2 separate regions of the Mus musculus genome follow, and region 2 is linked to region 1. Evidence: chromatin loops called from intact Hi-C (ENCODE). Cell type or tissue: heart. All regions are shown on one strand. Links, peaks and the distances in the headings refer to the core of each region. The heading gives the core; the rest is flanking DNA. Region 1 holds the start of Zfp207 (zinc finger protein 207). Region 2 holds the start of Rhot1 (ras homolog family member T1).

The links. A loop is a pair of places that touch in the nucleus more often than their neighbours do. Peaks named below come from ENCODE experiments on the same cell type or tissue, not always from the same donor. Only the 100,000 strongest peaks of a DNase experiment are listed, where the experiment ranks them.
Region 2: it touches region 1 in a loop (2.4-fold over the local background); 1 of 42 quality-filtered maps calls a loop at or near these places.

The regions. Positions count from the first base shown.
Region 1 is chr11:80,378,290-80,388,492 of GRCm38, reverse strand. It overlaps Zfp207 (zinc finger protein 207), which reads right to left and starts at 5,214. Exons shown (of 12, transcript NM_001130169.1): 1 at 4,998-5,214; 2 at 2,464-2,590; 3 at 553-691. The coding sequence starts at 5,038. In heart, for the core only: no CTCF peak of the experiment used is centred there; a DNase peak (open chromatin) is centred at 5,242; H3K4me3 peaks cover 4,305 bases; H3K27ac peaks cover 2,358 bases.
Region 2 is chr11:80,204,272-80,214,474 of GRCm38, reverse strand. It overlaps Rhot1 (ras homolog family member T1), which reads right to left and starts at 5,424. Exons shown (of 19, transcript NM_021536.8): 1 at 5,152-5,424. The coding sequence starts at 5,227. In heart, for the core only: CTCF peaks have their summits at 4,819 (motif pointing left) and 5,508; a DNase peak (open chromatin) is centred at 5,434; H3K4me3 peaks cover 2,315 bases; H3K27ac peaks cover 1,135 bases.

The DNA.
Region 1 (10,203 bases), core at 1,572-9,571:
AAACAAACAAACAAAAAAAAACCTTTAACTTTAGTACACATAAAGCAGCTAATAGCCAGATGTAATCCGAGTTTTTGGGAAAAAGACAACATCTTTTGGCCTTTGTGGGCACCAGACACAGTGGAATCCAGACTTAGATACAGGCCAAGCACCCAAAGAGATTTAAGTAAAACTTAAAAAATAATAGGGCTGGTGAGATGGCTCAGTAGGTAAGAGCACCCGACTGCTCTTCCGAAGTTCCTGAGTTCAAGTCCCAGCAACCACATGGTGGCTCACAACCATCCGTAACAAGATCTGACTCCCTCTTCTGGAGTGTCTGAAGACAGCTACAGTGTATTTAGATATAATAAATAAATCTTAAAAAAAAACCTTAAGCAGTATTACAATTTGGGAGCTCAGTGCAGTGATACAAAGCTGTTATCACATCTACTCAGACAGGAAGAGGACTCAGCAGGTATAAAGGTGCAAGCCAGACAACCTATGTTCATTTAAGTCTCAAAATGGCAATACTCTCAAGGTGAAAATGTATTTTAATACACATGTAAATCTTACCTTGTGTTTTCTGTTCAAGAAGTCGCCGTCTTTCATCCATATCTTTCTCTGGAATACCTTCCATGCCATATATTTCCAACTCTATGTCTGTTCTCCCAGGTATTGCATTTGGTACTGCATCTATGGTTTCTTTATGGACCTTTAAAAAAAAATTTTTTTTTTTAAACTAGAAACTACTCAGCAGACTACTCATGGTGACTGATGGGTCAGAAACTTTCTTCTAGGCAGTGTTTGCACTTGACTTTAATCTCAGCACTCGGAGGCAGAAACAGGCAGATCTCTGAATCTAAGGCCAGCCTGGTATCAACAGTGAGTTCCAGAGGAGTGAGGACTACAGAGAAATCCTGTCTCAAAACAGCGAAAACTGGGCCAAAGCTCTTGCTTTGTAGCAACAGAACAAGTGAAAAGAAACCTAGAATTCTGAAGGCCCAGGGTTAGACTGTCAGCATAGTGCTACAGGTGCATAGAAACATCAAAGTGTACTATATTTACTTCCTACATTCCTTTCATTCATTCAGATTAACTAACTTACTACTGCCATTTCTTTCATTTAGTATAGGAAAAAAAAATCACAAAAAACAAAGATCATTGAATTTTGCTATTCCTTGGAAATTATTTACTTCCTTTTCAGATCTCTTCTCATCTGACAGCTTCCTAGTCTTATTAGTTGTCTTGTTTTCATTTTCTCTATCATTTATGATGAGACAGACCACTTTGTTATTTTCTTTCACAATATAAATCTGTGAGTTCAAGGTCAGTTTAGTATACAAAATGAGTTGCAGGACATCCAGGGCTACAGAGAGAAACCCTGTCTCAAAAAAACAAAGTCAGATTCCTAGTCCTCCCACAAACTCCAAGTGAACATGCACAAACAATAAACTAATGAGGCTGGAGATAGTTCAGAGATTAAGGACGAACAGGCTTTGGCTTGCAGCACCCACAACTGATAGCTCACCACTATCTGTAACTCCAGGTCAAGGGGGACGACACCCTCTTCTGCCTTCTAAAGCCAACTGTGTACTAATGAGCACATAACAATTAATTGTAAGTTAACATAAAAAGATGCATCTAAATGGCTACTACAATAATACAAAGGAGAAAAGGGGTAGTACTAAAGATCAAATTCAGGGCCTTAAAGATGCTAGGCAAAAGATCTACCATTAAACTACAAAGTCCAGCCTTTATATAAACTATGACATCAGGATGCAAAAATACAAATTTTGAAGTTTTCATTATTTCATTATGAAAAAACTCAAGAGAAGCTGAAGAACTCAGAAGTTAGAGGCACTCCTGATCTTCCAGATGACTTGAGTTTAATTTCTGCCACCCAAATAAGAGCTCACAGCTGCCTGAAAATTCAGCTCCAAAGAACACCTCCCAGCCTCATGTACTCAAACTATGCGTCCAAATCCACACACACAAAAAAAAAAAAAAAAAAAACGGGGGCACCAGCAAGCAAGCAATTTGGACATTGAACACAACAATACTTCCAAATAGGGTGTGTTCTTGTATACTCATCACACAAAAAACTGAATACACTTATGAGGCAGAGGAAAGAGTATCTTTGTGAATTTGAGGGTAGCCGAATCTACATAACAACATTCTAGGTCAGTCAGCTAGAATAAATACTAAGTAAGAACTGTCTCAAAATTAACAGTCAAGTCCACTTATCTTCTTAATGGCCACAGAACAGACGTGAATTCTAGGTAGGTACTCCTGTGCCAAAGCTTGTGCTTATCAATTGGGTTCTATCCCTACCACCTACCAAAAAAAGAGAATAGAACACATACCTGAGTTTTAAGTAGATTTGGCTATTTACCCAATATATAAACAACCAAAGACAAATTCAATATTATTCATGTGGTTACAAATCACAATGGGACAAGGTCAAAACAGAAGAGAAATTCTTACCTGCATGCAATGAATTGCTAAACCAGGTCCTGTGTATAATTTCTTATGACAAATATGGCATTTAAAATGCTTTGCTTTTTGGTGCTGTATAAGGATCTTCTCATCATCAAAATCTCTGTTACAATACCTGGTCATCATTAAGGTTAAAAAACTGCACAAAATTGCCCTCCTGCCAACTAAAGGAAACAAAAGTAATTACATAGTGAGATTCTGCCTCAATATAAATAATATAACAAATGCCTTTCATCTCATCTAACAGGAAATGTTAAAATGACTCCAAGGTTAAGAGCATTTGCTGCTCTTTCAGAATACCCAGATTCTTTTCCCACATCTATAAGGCAGCTCACAACCAGAATGACAGTTCCCGGTGATTCTAATGCTCTTCTGTCCTCCTAGAGCACTAGGTATACAGCATACCTATGTAGGCAAAACACCACACACACACACACACACACACACACACTTCTAATAAAAAAGGAGGGAACTTAATATAAATTCAGTTTTAAAGCTGGGCAATTGTGGCGCATGCCTTTAATCCCAGCACTTGAGAGGCAGAGGCAGGTGGATTTCTGAGTTCAAGGCCAGCCTGGTCTACAGAGTGAGTTCCAGGACAGCCAGGGTTACAGAGAAACCCTGTCTCGAAAAATCAAAAAAACAAAAAACAATTCAGTTTTAGTATTTATATTTGGAAATTACATTAATCATGTACCTCCCGGTCTGAGAACGTAGCTCCATTGTTAGGGTACTTGTCTAGCATGCAATGGGCTGGTCAACTTCCAGCAGTTTGGATGCTGGGTGTAGGGCACACCTACAAAGCCCCAGCACAAGTGGAGGCAGGAGAAACATGCATTTACAGATTTTCGGGGCTATGGTAGTGCATGCCTTTAATCCCAGCACTCAGGAGGCAAAACCAGGCAAATATGAATGAGGCCACCTTGATCTACAGAGTAAGTTCCAGGGCAGTCAGGCTACATGGATGAACCAAGAGTTCAAGTTTTGTGATCCAGCATAGCATGAAGCCCTGCCACAAAGAACACACACACACCCCAAATTTTGACCTTTAAATTATTTCAACATTTACAAATGTACATGCTAAGAGTGTCAGCTAGACAGTAGTGCCTTTAATCGCAGCACTTGGGAGCCAGAAACAAGTGGAACTCTTAAATTTCAGGCCAGGCTAGCCTACAGAGCAAGTTCCAGGACAGACTGAGACACACTGAGAAAACCTGTCTTAAAGAACAAAAACAAATAAAAGGAGTTCCATGAAGGAGAAAGGGTTAACCAAAATCAAGTGAGCCAGGACCAGTGGCACACTGCAGGCAATCTGTGGCAGGAATGACTACATCTGAACTAGATAAACTTGGTATGCAGTCTAAGATCATAAGCCCAAATAAAAATCTTTTAGCCTGGCATACCCCATGCCTTTGATTTCAACACTCCACATGCAAAGGCAGATATTTATTCTGAGTGCCAGGTCAGACAGCAAGACTAACTCAAAATATTTCTTTTCAAAAGAAAAGGCAACTTCAAACTGGGCAGTGGTGATCCATGCCTTCAATCCCAGCACTGGGGAAGCAGAGACAGGCGGAGGCCAGCCTGGTGGACAGAGCAATTTCCAGACAACCAGACCCCCAATCCCAAATAAAAAGACAGAGGGGGGGGGGAGGCAATTTCACAATTCATTAAATATACAATAGAGTTGAAACTGGGAATTCATAATCCATTATACAACTCATGACAAAGGGCACATTCAACTAAGAATCCATAAAATTTCTTCCAGTTTCATTATTAATCTATGCATTCAGGAAATGTAAATTCGCATATACTAAGAGTTCTGACCTCGCAAGACTTTTTCTGTGAGTGCATTAAATAATTCGTGACGGATTTTTAGCTACTTAACTATTTTAAAAACAAATTTGTCTTGAGACAAATAGTTTTCTTGTAATAGATTAAAAAAAATCAGTTTAGCGTAATACGTTATCCACAAAAAAAAAAAAAAAAAAAAAAGAGAGAAAATTGTTTTCCTTCTTAACAGTTTAACCAGTCCTACAAAATTGGGTAACGATAATAGAAACTCCACCCAGTTAAGCAACCGCTTCCCCAAGATTAAGGCGCCCGAAAGAGAGGCGGAAGCCGATTCTTCACCGCGAGGGGGGGGGGGCTAGTCACAGTTCAATTATCCAGGGAGTCAGGACATTTACCCCAAACTCAAGTCCCTTTGTGGGGTCTTCAACGAAACAACGGAGACAGGAGTTCTTAGGGACGACTGCACTTGGGGAACGTCTCCAGGCCCAATGATCGCGACAAACAAGCGCCTGAGTCACCGAGTTCAGCGCCACCAAACTCCGGAGCCCTCTCGCCCGAAGAACCCCATTTTACAAGAAACCACCCCAAATCCTAACCCAGCCACAGCACAAAGGCTCGGCTGGGCCCGGCCGGGCCCTACCAAACAGGCTTAACCCAAACCTATCAGACTTGTGTTCTCAAGAAGCGACACCCACGCTCGGCCTCCACGTCAACCCCACAAAGGATACCAGCACCACGGCTTGAGCTGCTTCTTCTTCTTGCGACCCATAACTGCGCCCTACAGAACAGGCAGAATAGAGGCGGAAAGAAGCTGGAAAAAACAAAAAACAAAAAACCCAAGAGACTCGCAGAGTTCTCCACACCAACCGCCACCAGCGCGTCCCGCAGGAAACAGACACAAAATGGCCGACACCCTCGTTCTATCTCCACCTCCCATCAGCCACCGCGGTGAGAGCTGTGCGGGTCACGTGACGCAGGCTTCGGCCCTGAGTGGCTGAGCGGGCGCTGCCGCCATCTTAATGGGGTTAAGTGGTGGTGGCGCTCCCGGGCTGAGGACGCTGATCCTTTAGAGCTTGGGTCATCCAGTACGTCGGCTATCCCGTATGCAAATTGAAGGGAGGAAAAGATTAGGAGTATAATTAAGGATAGATTACAAATAAATAAAGATAATTGGGACATGGTCAATTTGGGTTTTGTTTTGTTTTGTTTTTTGCTGTTGTGTGTTTTGCTTTTATTTTTTGAGATGGGTCTCTTCATAGCCCTGCTGATAGAGGAAATGACCAAGCTGGCCTCAAACTCAAAGATGCGCCTGCTTCTGCCTGCCAGCGACTGTTTGGGATTAAAGGCACACGCCCGGATTGCGACCTGGTCAATTTTTAAATCTTGTTTCAGTTGCCTTTCGGGAGTGGGGCGTATATGGTCAAGGAAGAGTTACCGTTTTTTTTTTCAGTGAACCACAGTCTAGGAAGCAGTATGGGTGAGATCAGCAGTAGCGATAAGGGAAATGTGAAGTGCTTCAGAATCGCAAAAAGGCAATCCTTAAGCGGCTTCGGAGAACATAGGAATGTTTAGAAAGATGAAAGAAGATGCAGTGGGAGAAAGCTTAAGTTATCTTATTACCTGGGTCTTGTGTCTGTTGTCCCAGCACTCAGAAGGCCAAGACAGAAAATGCTATGAGGCTAAGACTTAGAGGCTAGCCTGGAGAACAAAGCCTGATCTTGTCTTTGAATAAAAAAAAAAAAATTTTTTTTTTAAAATGCAGTGAGCCAAGCATGGATGGTGCATGCCTTTAATCCCAGCACTCAAAAGGCTGAGGCTGGTGGATCTGAATGTATAGCCAGGTTCCTGCCTACATAGAACATTCAGGGTTATGTAGAGAAACCTTGTATCGAAGTTTTAATTACTGATAAAATGCAGTGTTTGAGGATTTGAACTTAAAAGTAACAAGACAGGAAAAGTGTTGCTGGCAAAAGATAATCCTGGAAAATGTGGCAAGGAAGAGTGTAAGAGAATTGGATATTGTATATGCTGAAGTCTCTTGAAACCACAGAAAGGTTCGCAAACAAAAAATGTTGGTGGAACATGCCTGCAATCAGGGAATTCCAGGAGGCTGAGGCTGGAGTTAAAGGTCTAACCTCAGTTACATAGTGAATTAAATAATGCCTGGGATACATGAAACTTCATTTAAAAGTAAGATTGAGGGGCCTGGAGAGATGGCTCAGCTGTTAAGAGCACTGAAACTCACTCTGTAGACCAGGCTAGCCTCAAAAGCAGAAATCCGCCTGCCTCTGCCTCCCAAGTGCTAGGATTAAAGTCATGGACCACCACTGCCTGGCTTAATTACTCCTTTTTTTAACTTTTACAATTTTCTAATACTGCCGCCCAAAGTCTTAGGTTGCCTTTCAATTCTGTCTGAATTCTGTCTTCGGGACAACCTATACTGTGTTTGCACAGATCTATGAGAATCTGATGTTTCTGAGTTCATACGGTTGCTAGGACACTACCCTGTTTTCATGAGATGAACCCCATAAGTGGAATCAATAGGACTCTACAAGCTTGTGCTTTAAAAATGTAGAGTCACAGCCTTGCCTTTAATCCCAACACTGGGAGGCAGAGGCTGGCAGATCTCCAGCCTGGCCTACAGAGGGTTCCAGGACAGCTAAGGCTACACAGAGAAACCCTGTCTTATCAAACAAACAAACAATAAACAAATCAGTAAAAGAGAGAAAGAAAGAAAAAAAAAAGAAGTAAAATCAGGGAATATATCCATGAAACATTTCATGAGTTGTGTTTTTATATTTTCTCAACAAACCCAGGATATTGGGGTCATTTTTAACCTGTTAATATAGATCAGATAGTTAAGGGGCTGGATCTGTATGGGTCTGGAGCTTAGTAGGTAGAATGTTTGCCCAGCATGCACAAAGCTTTGGGTCAACCCTAGGCATTCCATGGAAGCACAGCCTATAATCCCAGAACTCAGAGAAGTAGGCTCCAAAAGGTGATGTCTGACCTCTGTGTCATTTAGTGTGTACATTCCATGCTTAGACCCTACACAATAATGTGAAATTTAAAGATTTATTATTAGTAGTTATAGGTGTATGTGTGTGTCTCTGTGCGTTGGGTGTGTATAACAGGGCCCCAAACCTTAACACAACTGCCTCCATGATGGAACTACCATTTAGGATAGCACTCAGCACTTAGACAGCACTGCCAAAATGGCCTGATTCATCAAAGTTCATAGATATGGGAAATTCTCTAAATGGACTAACGTTGCTTTTTTTCTCTCTTATAGTTCTGTTTCTGGCTAACTGCTCTTGTTAACTAGAGTACGTCAAAGCAGGACAAGATTATTGGGCTAAAAGCTCACCTTGGGAAGTGCTCAGAACTACACTAGGATCCTGAATGTGCACAGTACTTTCTGACTAGCTAACCAAGACTTTCTCTTGGCCTAAACCCACGTCTGAGCAGTCTTCTTGGTATAGATGTCCAAGGAGACCATGAACCTCTGATCTCTCTGGAACTGGAGTTAACAGGGAGCTGTAAATCTCATGACCTGGATTTTGGAAATTAAACTCAAGTCTTTGGCAAGAGTAGTACGTGCTCCTAACTACTGAGCCTTCCAATCCCAAAAATTAAAAATAAAAGTCTTTTTGAGACAGAGTTTTTCTGTGTACCCCTGGATGTTCTAGAACTTTCTCTGTAGACCAAGGTGGCCTCAAACTCAGATATCCTCCTGCCTCTGCCTCTGAGAGCCAACATCCTTGTCTAGCGTCTCAAAATGCTTTTTTTTTAAGATTTATTTTATTTATATGAGTACACTGTAGCTATCTTCAGACACATCAGAAGAGGGCATCAGACCTCATTACAGATAGTTGTGAGCCACCATGTGGTTGCTGGGAATTGAACTCAGGACCTTTGGAAGGGTAGTCAGTGCTCTTACCCCATGAGCCATCCATCTCTCCAACCCCCAAAATGCTTTTTTATAAGTATCCTTTGCAGAACAAAAGACTCTCCCCACAGGATGGGGGAAAATATTGTAAACCATATATCTGTGAAGGGGCTTAGGTCTAGAACATGCACACAACAACTCAGTGATAAAAATACGAGCCATCGCCGGGCATGGTGGAGCACGCCTTTAATCCCAGCACTCAGGAGGCAGAGGCAGGCGGATTTCTGAGTTCCAGGACAGCCTGGTCTACAGAGTGAGTTCCAGGACAGCCAGGGCTACACAGAGAAACCCTGTCTCAAAAAAAAAAAAAAAAAAAAAAAAAAAAAGAGCCAACCTTCCTAGCCTGTGAGGACAGAGCAAGAGGTCATCATTCCAAGAACAAGAAGAGAGAGGGTCCTTTCCTGACACCACACCTGCCAGGCCCTCCTCCATCTGTAACTTCCCTTCTTCCAGACTGGGAGAAATACATTTCCATTTTTATTTGTTCTTGGATTTGCTTGTTTGTTGAGATAAAGTCTCACTTGTGTATCCTTGGCTGGCTTGAAACTCACTGTATATGCCAGCTTGGCCTTGGACTCAGAGATCTGCCTTTGAGTGCTAGGACTAAAGGTATGCACCATCATTTCTGTTTTTATAAATGGCCCAGTTTATGGTACTTTCTCATAAAAAGCCGACCAGTCTGAAACAGAACGGTATTTAGCTGGGTTTGTTTCCGCTATGGACCTCTTTGGATGGCGCACCATCCATCGTGGTTCTGAGTGTTTATGAATGAGCGTTTTCCAGACCCTGGACTCTTGTCCCTTCACTTTCTTCTGTACTGTTCCTGTCTCTCTCAGTAAGAGCACTTCCCTATGATTGCTGGTTTTTCCTGTTGACTTTCATCAGTTCTAACAGATTTGTTACAAGTTACTTATATTAAAATCCATCTAGGGGACTGGTGAGATGGCTCAGTGGGTAAGAGCACCCGACTGCTCTTCCGAAGGTCCAGAGTTCAAATCCCAGCAACTACATGGTGGCTCACAACCATCCGTAACAAGATCTGACTCCCTCTTCTGGTGTGTCTGAAAACAGCTACAGTGTACTTATATATAATAAATAAAAAAAAAAAATCCATCTAGTGAAGTCTCAGGTAGGCCACACTTTGCAGTCCACAGAGGCCACACAGAAAAACCCTGTATCAAAAAGAAAAAAAAAAAAAAAAAAAGAAAGAAAGAAAGAAAGAAAAAAAGAAATAAAAGAAAAAGAAAACAAATGAAAGAGCAAGCAAGCAGGGGGAGGGGGCAGGGTATGCCAAGAAGGGACAGAGGGATCAAAACAGATATGGTCTCCAGGATCTTCCATTTTTTTAATGTAAGCATCTTTATTGTATACTTTGTCCTTTACACATGCCTATGGAACCCCCATGTAGATCAACACATATAACACTTCCATAATCCCTTCTCAACAGGTTTCTTCCTTCTTTCCTTCCTTTTTTTAAAGTTTATTTTATTTTTATTATATGTAAGTACACTGTAGCTGTCTTCAGACACTCCAGAAGAGGGAGTCAGATCTCATTAAGGATGGTTGTGAGCCACCATGTGGTTGCTGGGATTTGAACTCAGGACCTTCGGAAGAGCAGTTGGGTATTCTTACCCACTGAGCCATTTCTCCAGCAGTACACAGTAGTAGCTATCTTCACACACACCAAAAGAGGGCATCAGATCCCGATATTGATGGTTGTGAGCCACCATGTGGTTGCTGGGAATTGAACTCAGGACCTCTGAAAGAGCAGTCAGTGCTCTTAACCACTGAGCCATCTCTCCAGCCCTATTTAATTTTTATTTAATTTTATTTTTGAGGCAGGGTCTCTGTAGTCCTGGCTGGCCTGGAACAGGGTTTGTAACCTAGGGAGGCCTGGAGCTCACTGAAGTTCTCCAGCCTCTGCCTCCAGAGTGCTAGAATTAAAAGAGCGCTCCTTTAGGGCAGGCTAAATTCTTGTCTTTGAG
Region 2 (10,203 bases), core at 1,123-9,122, 170 kb after region 1:
AGCAGAGGCCAGAGGAGAGCGTCAGACACCCTAGAACTGGAGTTACATATGGTCTGAGCCACCTTATAGGTGCTGGGACCCAACCACAGGTCCTCTGGGAGAGCAGTCAGTGCTCTTGCCCACCAAGTCACCTCTCCAGCCCGTGCCCAGCCTTTTTAAGATTTATTTATTTATTTATTTCATGTATGTAAGTACACTGTTTCTGTCTTCAGACACACCAGAAGAGGGCATCAGATCTCATTACAGATGGTTGTGAGCCACCATGTGATTGCTGGAAATTGAACTCAGAACCTCTGGAAAAGCAGTCAGTGCTTGTATCTGCTCTCCATCTCTCCAGCTACATACCCAGCATTTTTAAGTAGGTGCTGGGGATCCAGGCTCAGGTGCTCATGTTTTAGTGACAGACACTTTATCAACTGAGCCATCTCCTAAGTCTTTAAGCCTTTAAGGGTAAATTTTGATTCATAGGTGCTAGGGACATAGAAAGAATGTCCCTATATACTTCATACAGAATACTTTGTGCAAAGCCGTTCTGACACATACCTTTAATCCCAGTACTTGGGAGGCAGAGGGAGGCAGATGTCTGTGAGTTCATGGGTAGCCTATTCTACAGAGTGAGTTCTGGGACAGCCAAGGCTACACAAAGAAAGCCTGTCTTGAAAAATAAAGCAAAACAAAAAAGTAACCATTAATGTTAACCATGATATTTAAATAATTGGTTAATAAAGTATTGCTAATGCTATGATTAACAAGGGTATTTTGTTAAGCATAGTATAACAAACCTAGCTAAAGGGAAGCTTATTTGTTTGTTTTTGGTTTTTTTTTTTTTGAAAAAACAGTCTTTCTATAAGGTAGCTCTGGCTTTCCTAAAACTTGCACTGTAGACCAGGCTGGCCTCAAACTCAGAGATCCACCTGCCTCTGCCTCCCGAGTGCATAGATGAAAGGTGTCAGATCTGAACATGAAAAATTATGACCTGAAGACTAGGCTTCATGTGAGTGCACTTTTAAAGACTTTTAGGAATATGTTCTGTGATAATAGTAATTCACTTTTGATCTGATTTGAATGGTATTTGATAAATTAAGTGATGACATAAATGGCATTTAAAATACTTTGTCATTCTTTGCAAACAAAATGTCTCAAGACTTTATAAACAGCCTAAGTTCCTTCATCTTTGCACGAAGCAGAAAGCAGTTAGTAGCATGATGCCCAGATGCATGAGAATGGTCCAAGAAGACATCCTTTCACTGCACCGGTAGAGCAAGATGACTGAGCTAATACAACACGGAAACCAATCACCACTTCAGAGTCAATGAATGAAGTGGCCCTGCCTGGCTCAGGGAGGACACTGACAGAAACACAAAATAACAGAATGACCCAGAAGAATAGACTTGAAATTCACCATACCAGAATGGATGGCTGTTCCTTCTCTCTGCCTCCCCCACCTGCAACCATCTGAAAGCAAATGAAAACTAGATGTTTAAATAAGCATATTAAGAACTCAAATCACGAGCTGGAGCAATAGCTCAGCAGTTAAGAGCACCGACTGCTCTTCCAGAGGTCTTCAGTTCAATTCCCAGCAACCACATGGTGGCTCACAACCATCTCTAATGGGATCCAATGCCCTCTTCTGGTGTGTCTTAAGACAGCAACAGTGTATTCTACTCATAAGATAAATAATTCTTTTAAAAAACAAAACAAAACACAAAACCTCAAATCAAAATAACTTTTGTCTAATATCAGAAGAATAGATAATGAGCCAGATATATTTTAAAATAGTCTCTGACACACACTTACATACCATTTAGTCATTTAATTTTAAAATCTTTGTGTGTGTGTGTACTTGTGTTTGAAGATAGTATCTCACTATGTAGCCTAGACTTGCCAGAACTCACTAAGATAAGCCAAATTGGCCTTGAACCTGTGGTGATCTCCTCCCCCCTGGCTCCCCACTTGAGTGCTAGGATTACAAGTGTAAGCCCTAAATCTAGGATTTAAAATGCTACAGCTAGGCTAAAGGCTGACAAGTATTTACATTAACTCAAAAAGTAGGGCCTGTGTGACTGCTCAGCAGGTGAAGGCATTTACCTCAAAGCCTGACTACCAAAGTCCAATCCCCAGAACCCACATGGTCGAAAAGAACAAACTCCCACAAGCTCTCCTCAGACCTACACACCTACACCTACACACACGCACACATGCACGCACGCGTGCGTAAGAAGTAAAGCTCAGGCTGGGTGGTAGTGCACACCTTTAGTCTCAGCACTTGGGAGACAGGCAGGCAGATCTGAATTCGAGGGCAGCCTGGTCTACAGAATGAGTTCCAGGATACCAGGACAGCCAGGGCTATACGGAGAAACCATTTTTGAAAAACTGAAGGGGAAAAAAAAAAGGATTTACCTACCAAATACTACTCATTAAAATAACTGATATCCTATACTTCAATTAAGTATAACTATACTTCTAACATTTCAAACTGTGAAAGCATTTGTATAAGAGCTGAGGAGCTCACTTGGTGGAGTGCTACCTAGCAAGCACTAAGCCTTGATACAAAGCACCACAAAAACTAAGCAGGGTGGGACAAACCAGCAATCCTGGCCTTTGAGGTACAGCTGGAGGACCAAAAGTTCCAGGTCACTATACAACCACTTCCCAGGCAGCCTAGCAAACTTAGTATTTTACCTTAATGAGAAAAGGGTAGAGAGGGGAAAAAAGAAGAAGGGGATGGAAAATATATACATGTGATACGGTTTATTTAGTTGTTTAGTTGTTTGGTTGGGCTTTTTCAAAATAGGGTTTCTCTGTGAAACCATGCTAGCTGTCCTGGAACTCACTCTGTAGACCAGGCTGGCCTCGAACTCAGAAATCCACCTGCCTCTGCCTCCCAAGTGCTGGGATTAAAGGTGTGTGCTACCACGCCCGGCTTATAGTTTGCTTTCTTAATAGTAGTAGATGGCCTAACGCTTTGATGCCAACCTTACCCTATATCTACGCTATACTGTAGATTGAGCAGAAGTTCTTACATGTAAGGCAAGTGCCCTACCACTAAGCTACACACGCTAGTCCTTGAAAATTTTTGATTAACCATCCTCCTACTTCAGACTCCTGAGTAATGGCTCACAGATGTGTGCCAACCACATGGTTGGCACCATCCTCTTAGGAAAAAGCAGGGTCTCCTTCAAAAGCTAAGGCTTTCTCTTATAACTTGCTCCCTGTGGTCAGAAAACCCACACAGAGTTGTTCCGATTCTCTAGCTGGCTTTCAGGACTACATGACATACTTTTTCTAACAAATTTTAAACTTCTGCATATTCCTAAGTAATACTGTTAAAGTTAATGTAAAATGTCCTACGGTGCCACTGAATCTGACATATGTACAGCACTTCTTTTTTTTTTTTTTTTTTTTTTTTTTCGAGACAGGGTTCTCTGTGTAGCCCCGGCTGTCCTGGTACTCACTTTGTAGCCCGCCCCCCTCCCCACCCCCCCAGTGCTGGGAATTAAGGCATGCGTCACCACGCCCAGCATGTATAGCATTTCTACTCAGTCTATACACTAATGCTGTATCATCGGTTCCTATATTGAACACCAAATCCAAAATATCTTTTTTACAAATTGAGTTTTAAAAAGCATTAGACTTTTAGAAAATACAATTAAGGGGTCACCTGCTCACTTTCCCTAATTTTCCCCCAAATGTATCAGCACCAACCATGCCTTAAATAATGTCTTCCTTTACTGTTAGAGAACTTGATGCAAAAGAAAGAGTAAGATACCATTATAAATAAGGCCAAAAACCCATAACTGAAAATAAAAAAGCAAACTATGCTTCACGGGAGCTTAGTTCCCAATTTTGACTAGAGTTCTCCCAAAAGCTGCTACAGCTACACGGATCAACAGTCCACAGTCGTTTCCTCCCCTCCCGCCCCTTTCTGAGGCCAGCAGACTTGGGGCTGCAGTGGTTAAAAGCAGAAAACCCAAGTCTGGTGGCTCAAACCACCTGTAACTCTAGCTCCGAGGGATCTGACTTGCTCTGTCTGGGCCCTAAGAGCACACCCTACCCCACCCCCCCAAAATTGTTTTTTTTTTCTTAATATGTACACTTTCCTCCTTAGGAATGTATCACAGCGACCTAGAGAGGCTACTTAAAGATATAATTGAGTGGTTTATAATAGAATGCTTCAAATCAGCAATGGCAAAACATGAACTAATGAACCCCTCTTTTTAACTTAGTTGCCATGATTAAGTCATGTACCTCGCAGTAAGATCAGAAATCCCTGCTCTATACTGCATTCCTATCAGCCAGCAAAAGCGTTGTTTTTGTTGTTTTGTCTTCTTTACCAGGAAAAAAGTGAGATCTATCTTTAAAGAGCATGGGAACATGTGCCTGTTCGGAAGCCCTATATGCCTGCTCTTATTAAAAGAACTACTACAGAACTATGGAATGTCTAACAAGGAGCGAAAATTAAGACTTTTAGGGTAACAATCGCCCCATCTAAAGATCCCTCCCTAGTTAAGTATCGTTCACTCAATACTCATATTATTAACTTGAAGGAGTTTGTTCGACACAAGTACGGCAAAAAAAAAAAAAAAAAAATCTAATTTTTAAAAAATCCCGCTATCTTAAGCTCTTTTTTTTCTTCTTGGTGCTGGAGACTGAATCCAGGTTTTTATGCATGCTAGAATTCTACTACTGAGCTACTTACTCAAGCAAGCCAACGCTCTCTCTTAATGCCCATGCACAGTAGCAGTGAAGGCAGCAAGTGAAAAAAAAAAAAAAAAAAAATTCCAGAGACCTGACCTTGCTCCCAAGTCGACTACTTCTGCACTCCTCCTCCCCCTAGTGTCCCCCGCCAGCCGGTTCCCGCAGTCCCAAGTGCTCAGTCTGCCTGTTCCAACATCTGCCTGGCAATGAGTGACTGACAGGCGACCAGAGGGTCGGACGGGAGGTGGCCCGACAAACGCTGAGGCCCAAGAGGAAAGAACTCGAGGAGGTGGTGGCGACGGCGACAGCTTTCGCAGCGAGAGGACCGGGCGTTAGGGACTGAAGGGGGACAAGGCCTGCGAGGAGCAGAGGGCCACGGTAGGGAAGAGCAAAGGGGCTGGCAGGCTTGGAGAGGGCACCCGGGCTGCGAGGCCGGGCAGGGCGCGGACTCACGTTCTCCCACCAGCAGGATCCTCACGTCTTTCTTCATGTCGGAGGCTCGCAGGGGCCGCACTCGGCCCGCACGCATGGAGCGCACGCCTCACGCCGGGAGCGTCCAGCCCGTGGCGCCGCTCTCCCCGCGATACCGCCGCTCCCTGCCAGCCTTAGCGGCCTCTGCGCCCGAATCTCGGCCGCCAGGACCTGCCGCACCGACTCCTCCTCTACCGCTCCGCTTGGGAGCCGGGGCAAGCCAGCTCCGCCTCCTCCGGCTCCGCGGACGCGGGCGGCGGCGGCGGCGAGGACGACGGCGGGCGGCGAGGGACAAGAGCTTTCGGAACCTCAACGCTCTCGTATCTTGAACAGCGCCCCTGCAGGAAGGCAGACGGTAGCGCAAAACCCCGGAGGTTTGCCTGCCACAGTCTGAACACTGCCAGAGGATGTAAGTGACAGATTCCTTGGTCAGAACAGTCAGAGCCCACTTGTTTTACAGAACAAGAACAGAAGAGTCCAGGGTCACGCAGCAGGAGCTTGGTCGTGAATCGGAGATTTCTTCACTAAACGATAATGTCCAGGAGGGCAAGAGACCTGCCTACCTGGTTTTCAGCTGTGTTCACACTGTTGGACTTACCTTTCAAAAATGCTTTATTGAACAAGGTTACTGGCTCCCAGGGTGTGAACACTCCCCAGAGCCCATCACCTGTTTTCCCCCCCTCAAAATGTATTATTCTGTATATTTGTGTATGACACGTGCGTTTGAGTATCTTCCATGGTGAGTATGTGGCGGTCAGAGGACAGTCCTCAAGAATTGGTACTTGGCTGACATTATGGCACAAGCCAGCTCTTAGAGGCACTTTGGATCCAGGGGTCAAACTCAGGTCATCAGGCCTGAACAGAAAGCACTTTTACCCGAGACTATATCACAGCCCAAGAAATTGCTTAAAAAAAAAAAAAGGCCGACAACCGGGCTTTTTTTTCATGGTGGCGCACGCCTTTGATCCCTGCACCGGGGAGGCAGAGGCAGGCAGATTTCTGAGTTCGAGGCCAGACTGGTCTACAAAGTGAGTTCCAGGACAGCCAGGGCTACACAGAGGAACCCTGTCTCGAAAAACCAAAAAAAAAAAAAAAAAAAAAAAGTAGGGCGTGATAGCTCATGCCTGTAATCCCAGCATCTGGGAAGATGAAGTAGAAGGATTGCCATGAATCTGAGGCCAGCCTGGGCTTTAGGGTGAGACCTAAGGAGCCATGGTATTTCAAACCTGAAAGTGGTGGTGGCAAGAAGATTAAGCCATCAAAGCTATTCTTATCCACACATAGATATTTCATGCCCACCAGGCGGTGGTGGCACACGTCTTTAATTCCAGCACTTGGGAGGCAAAGGCAGGAGATTTCTGAGTTCGAGGCCAGCCTGGTCTACAAAGTGAGTTCCAGGACAGCCAGGGCTATACAGAGAAATCCTGTCTCAAAAAACAAACAAACAAACAAAAAAACAGACAGACAGAAATAGAAGGAAACCCTTTCTTAAAAAGTGCCTGGGAAAGCTGGTGTGGTGATATAAACCATCCCAGTATTCAAGAGGTTGAAGCAGGACCACTAGTTGAGAGCCAACCTGAGTTACCCAATGAAACCCTGTCTCAAACAAGCAACAAAACCCCACTCCGTGATACAACAGGGGGTGAAGGCACACCTCTTGTTCACAGGGAGATGTCCCTAGGACGGTAGCTGCAAAGAAGATTACAGGACTCTAGAGGACTCATGGCCCCTCTGCCTGTTTCTTCTCTACCAAATGAAGATGTCAGACCCTTCCTTGCATAAATATTTGGAGCAACCTCATGAAGTAATATTTAAATGTTCCACTATTTTCTGATGGAATCACCACCAGATAAACCCACTATAAACAGAAATCTAGTAATCTAGTAACCTTCCAAGCACCACATTTAAATAACACAGTAGTTTATCTTCCTGATCACACAGCTGAGAGACACTTGCTGCTGCTGTCCTGCCTATTACTAGCCCAGAAAGGCATCAAAAATTGTGAAATACAATTCTATTAACCATGTTATCACTTTGGCACTATGATACATTTTAGCCAAAAGATAGAGAAACAATTGACACTACTATAGATTTCTTTTTTAATATAGCTGGAAGTGGTGACAGGTGCCTTTAATCCCAGTACTCAGGAGGCAGAGACAGGCTGATTTCTTAAAAGAGTTCTACTCCAGGGTCTGGGAGAGATGGTTCAATGGTTAAGAGCACTGCCTGCTCTTCCAAAGGTCCTGAGTTCAACTCCCAGCAACCACATGGTGTTTCACAACCATCTATACCAGGGTCTGATGCCTTCTTCTGGCATGCAAGTGTATATACAGGTAGAGCACTCATACATAAAATAAATAAAAATGTTTTTAAAAAAGAAAAAAAAATAGTTCCATCCCAGCCAAGACTACATAAAGAGACCTTGACTCAAAACAGGTCAGCAATAATAAATAAATAGTCAAATCACAGTAAGTCAGAGATTGTGCTTTGTATCTGAATAATGTATCATACAGAATTTTAGCTGGGGATATCTCCCATGCCATTAATCTCAGCACTCAACAGACAGGGGCTGGCAGATCTCTGTGAGGTTAAGACCAGCATGATCTATAGAGCAAGTTCTAGGACAGCCAGGGCTACACAGAGAATCCATCTCTTGAAAAACAAAAACCAAAAAAAAAAGATGTGTTTATTTAGTGTGTGGTGCATGTGTGTGTGTGTGTTTAATGCAAACACATACCCCTTCTCATGCTATTGGAAGTCAGAAGCCTTCCTCCATCACTGTCCACCTTGGTTTTGCTTGAGAGAGGGTCTCTCACTAAAGCTAGAACTCACTGATACGGCTAAACCGCCTGGCCAGCAAGCCACTCAGGATTTGCCTGTCTCTACACCCCTGCACCCTCCACCGTCAGCACACACACGTGGCACTTTTTATGTAGGTGCTGAGAATCTGAACTCAAGTCTTTACTTCTTTACCCACTAAGCCATTTTCCAAGGCCCAAAACTTTTCTTTAAAAAAAAAAAAAGTTACACAAAGACCAGATCATTAATCACAAAGGCCTTTTGAAAAAGAGCAAGCATTTGGGCAACTGCCACCTCAAGCCACACTCTGTAGTGGGTCATGACCCAAGGAGCTCGATGCACCGCTGCATTTGAGAGCAGCATTAATTCAAATTTTGCAGGGCTCCCACAGGAGAGGGAAGCCTTCATGGTATTGTAGATGTGTGCTATCTAAAAGCTTTGACATTTTTATCAAGGGAAAAAGTCTGCTAGGCAGGGATCTAAGGAGAAAAAGATCTGGGAAGACATCAGAGATGTTACTATGAAGAAGCACTTTGTAAATAACACTTACTTTAAAATCCAAGCAGACGGGCCAGAGAGATGGATCAGCAGCTAAAAGCACTGGCTGTTCTTGCAAAGACCCAAGTTTGACTCCCAGCATCCACATGGTTGCTCACAGTGGTCTGTAGCTCCAGTTTCAGGTGATGTAGTGCCTTCTGGCCTCTGAAGGCACTGAACATGCACATAGTACACAGCCAAAAGAACCCACACACATAAAATAAAATAAAATAAAATAAAATAAAGTAAAATAAAGTAAAATAACAATCCAAGCTGAATGTGTGTAATCACAGCACTCAAGAGGCTGAAGCTGGAGGCTTGTGAGTTTAAGGTCAGCCTGGCGTCCATATTGTCTCAAATAAAACAACAAAAATCCAGACCCCCAGGAAGGAAGCAACAGCAAGCAATTGCTGTTTTTTTTTTTTTTAAGATTTATTACTTTACCTAATAAAAATGGAAAAAAAAGATTTATTACTTATTTTATATATGAGTGCTCTATCTGCATGTATTCCTGCATGCCAGAAGAGGACATTAGATTCCATTACAGATAGTTTTGAGCCACCACGTGGTTGCTGGGACTTGAACTCAGGACCTCTGGAAGAGCAGCCAGTGCTTTTAACCGCTGAGCCATCTGTCCAGCTCATTAGCAAGCAATTTCACCTGGCGATATTTATGGATGAATACAAATCAAGGCCAGCACTTTGTTAAAGGAGAAAGAAGGGATCAGCTGGAGTTTCCCTCGCCTGCAGTGTACACGTTTCTCTGTCCATTCCCCACTCTCTCTCCCTGTCCCTGAGCTGAGCTGGCCCCCCATGGCTAGCCTTGAGCCCTGTGTCCTTCTCATGATGTTAACAAACGTCCATCAGAGGTCACTCAGAATTTCCCCTAAAGATAACATGGGTGGTTAAGAGCAGGGAATTCCGAGTCCTCCTGCTGCTTGGTTCTGCTTGGTTCATTAACTCTGCCAATTACTTGCTAAGCATTATTAGTCAAATTATTTAACCTCTCTGTTGCCTCAGAGGCCAAAGAAATAACAATATGGCATACTGTGTGAGACAGTTAAGAAAATTCAATCTTAAAGGGCGGCGTGGTGGCCCCAGCACTCAGGAGGCAAAGGCAGGCAGATTTCTGAGTTTTTGAGGCCAGCCTGGTCTACAAAGTGAGTTCCAGGACAACCAGGTCTATACAGAGAAACCCTGTCTCAAAAAAAAAAAAAAAAAAAAAAAAAAAATTTGCCGGGTGTGGTGGTGCTCACCTTTAATCCCAGCACTTGGGAGGCAGAGGCAGGCGAATTTCTGAGTTCGAGGCCAGCCTGGTCTACAAAGTGAGTTCCAGGACAGCCGGAGCTACAGAGAGAAACCCTGTCTCAAAAAACCAAAAAAAAAAAATTCTATCTTCCTATATAATGAAAAAGCCCTATAAATACTGCCTGATAGGTGGGAAATAATATTTAAATACTGAGAATAAAATAAATACTGAGGGAGGGAGGTAACTTCTTTTTGTTGTTGTTGTTCTATTTTTGAGACAGGGTCTCTCTATGTAGCCCTGGCAGTCCTAGAACTCAATATTTAGACCTGGCTGGCCTTGAACTCAAGAGTTCTGCCTGCTTCTCCCCATCACCTCCCTGGGCCACTGCCACCACGCAGTCAGAGGAGGTTACTTCTAGCTCTCCAAGTCTGAGGATCAAACCCCATGATA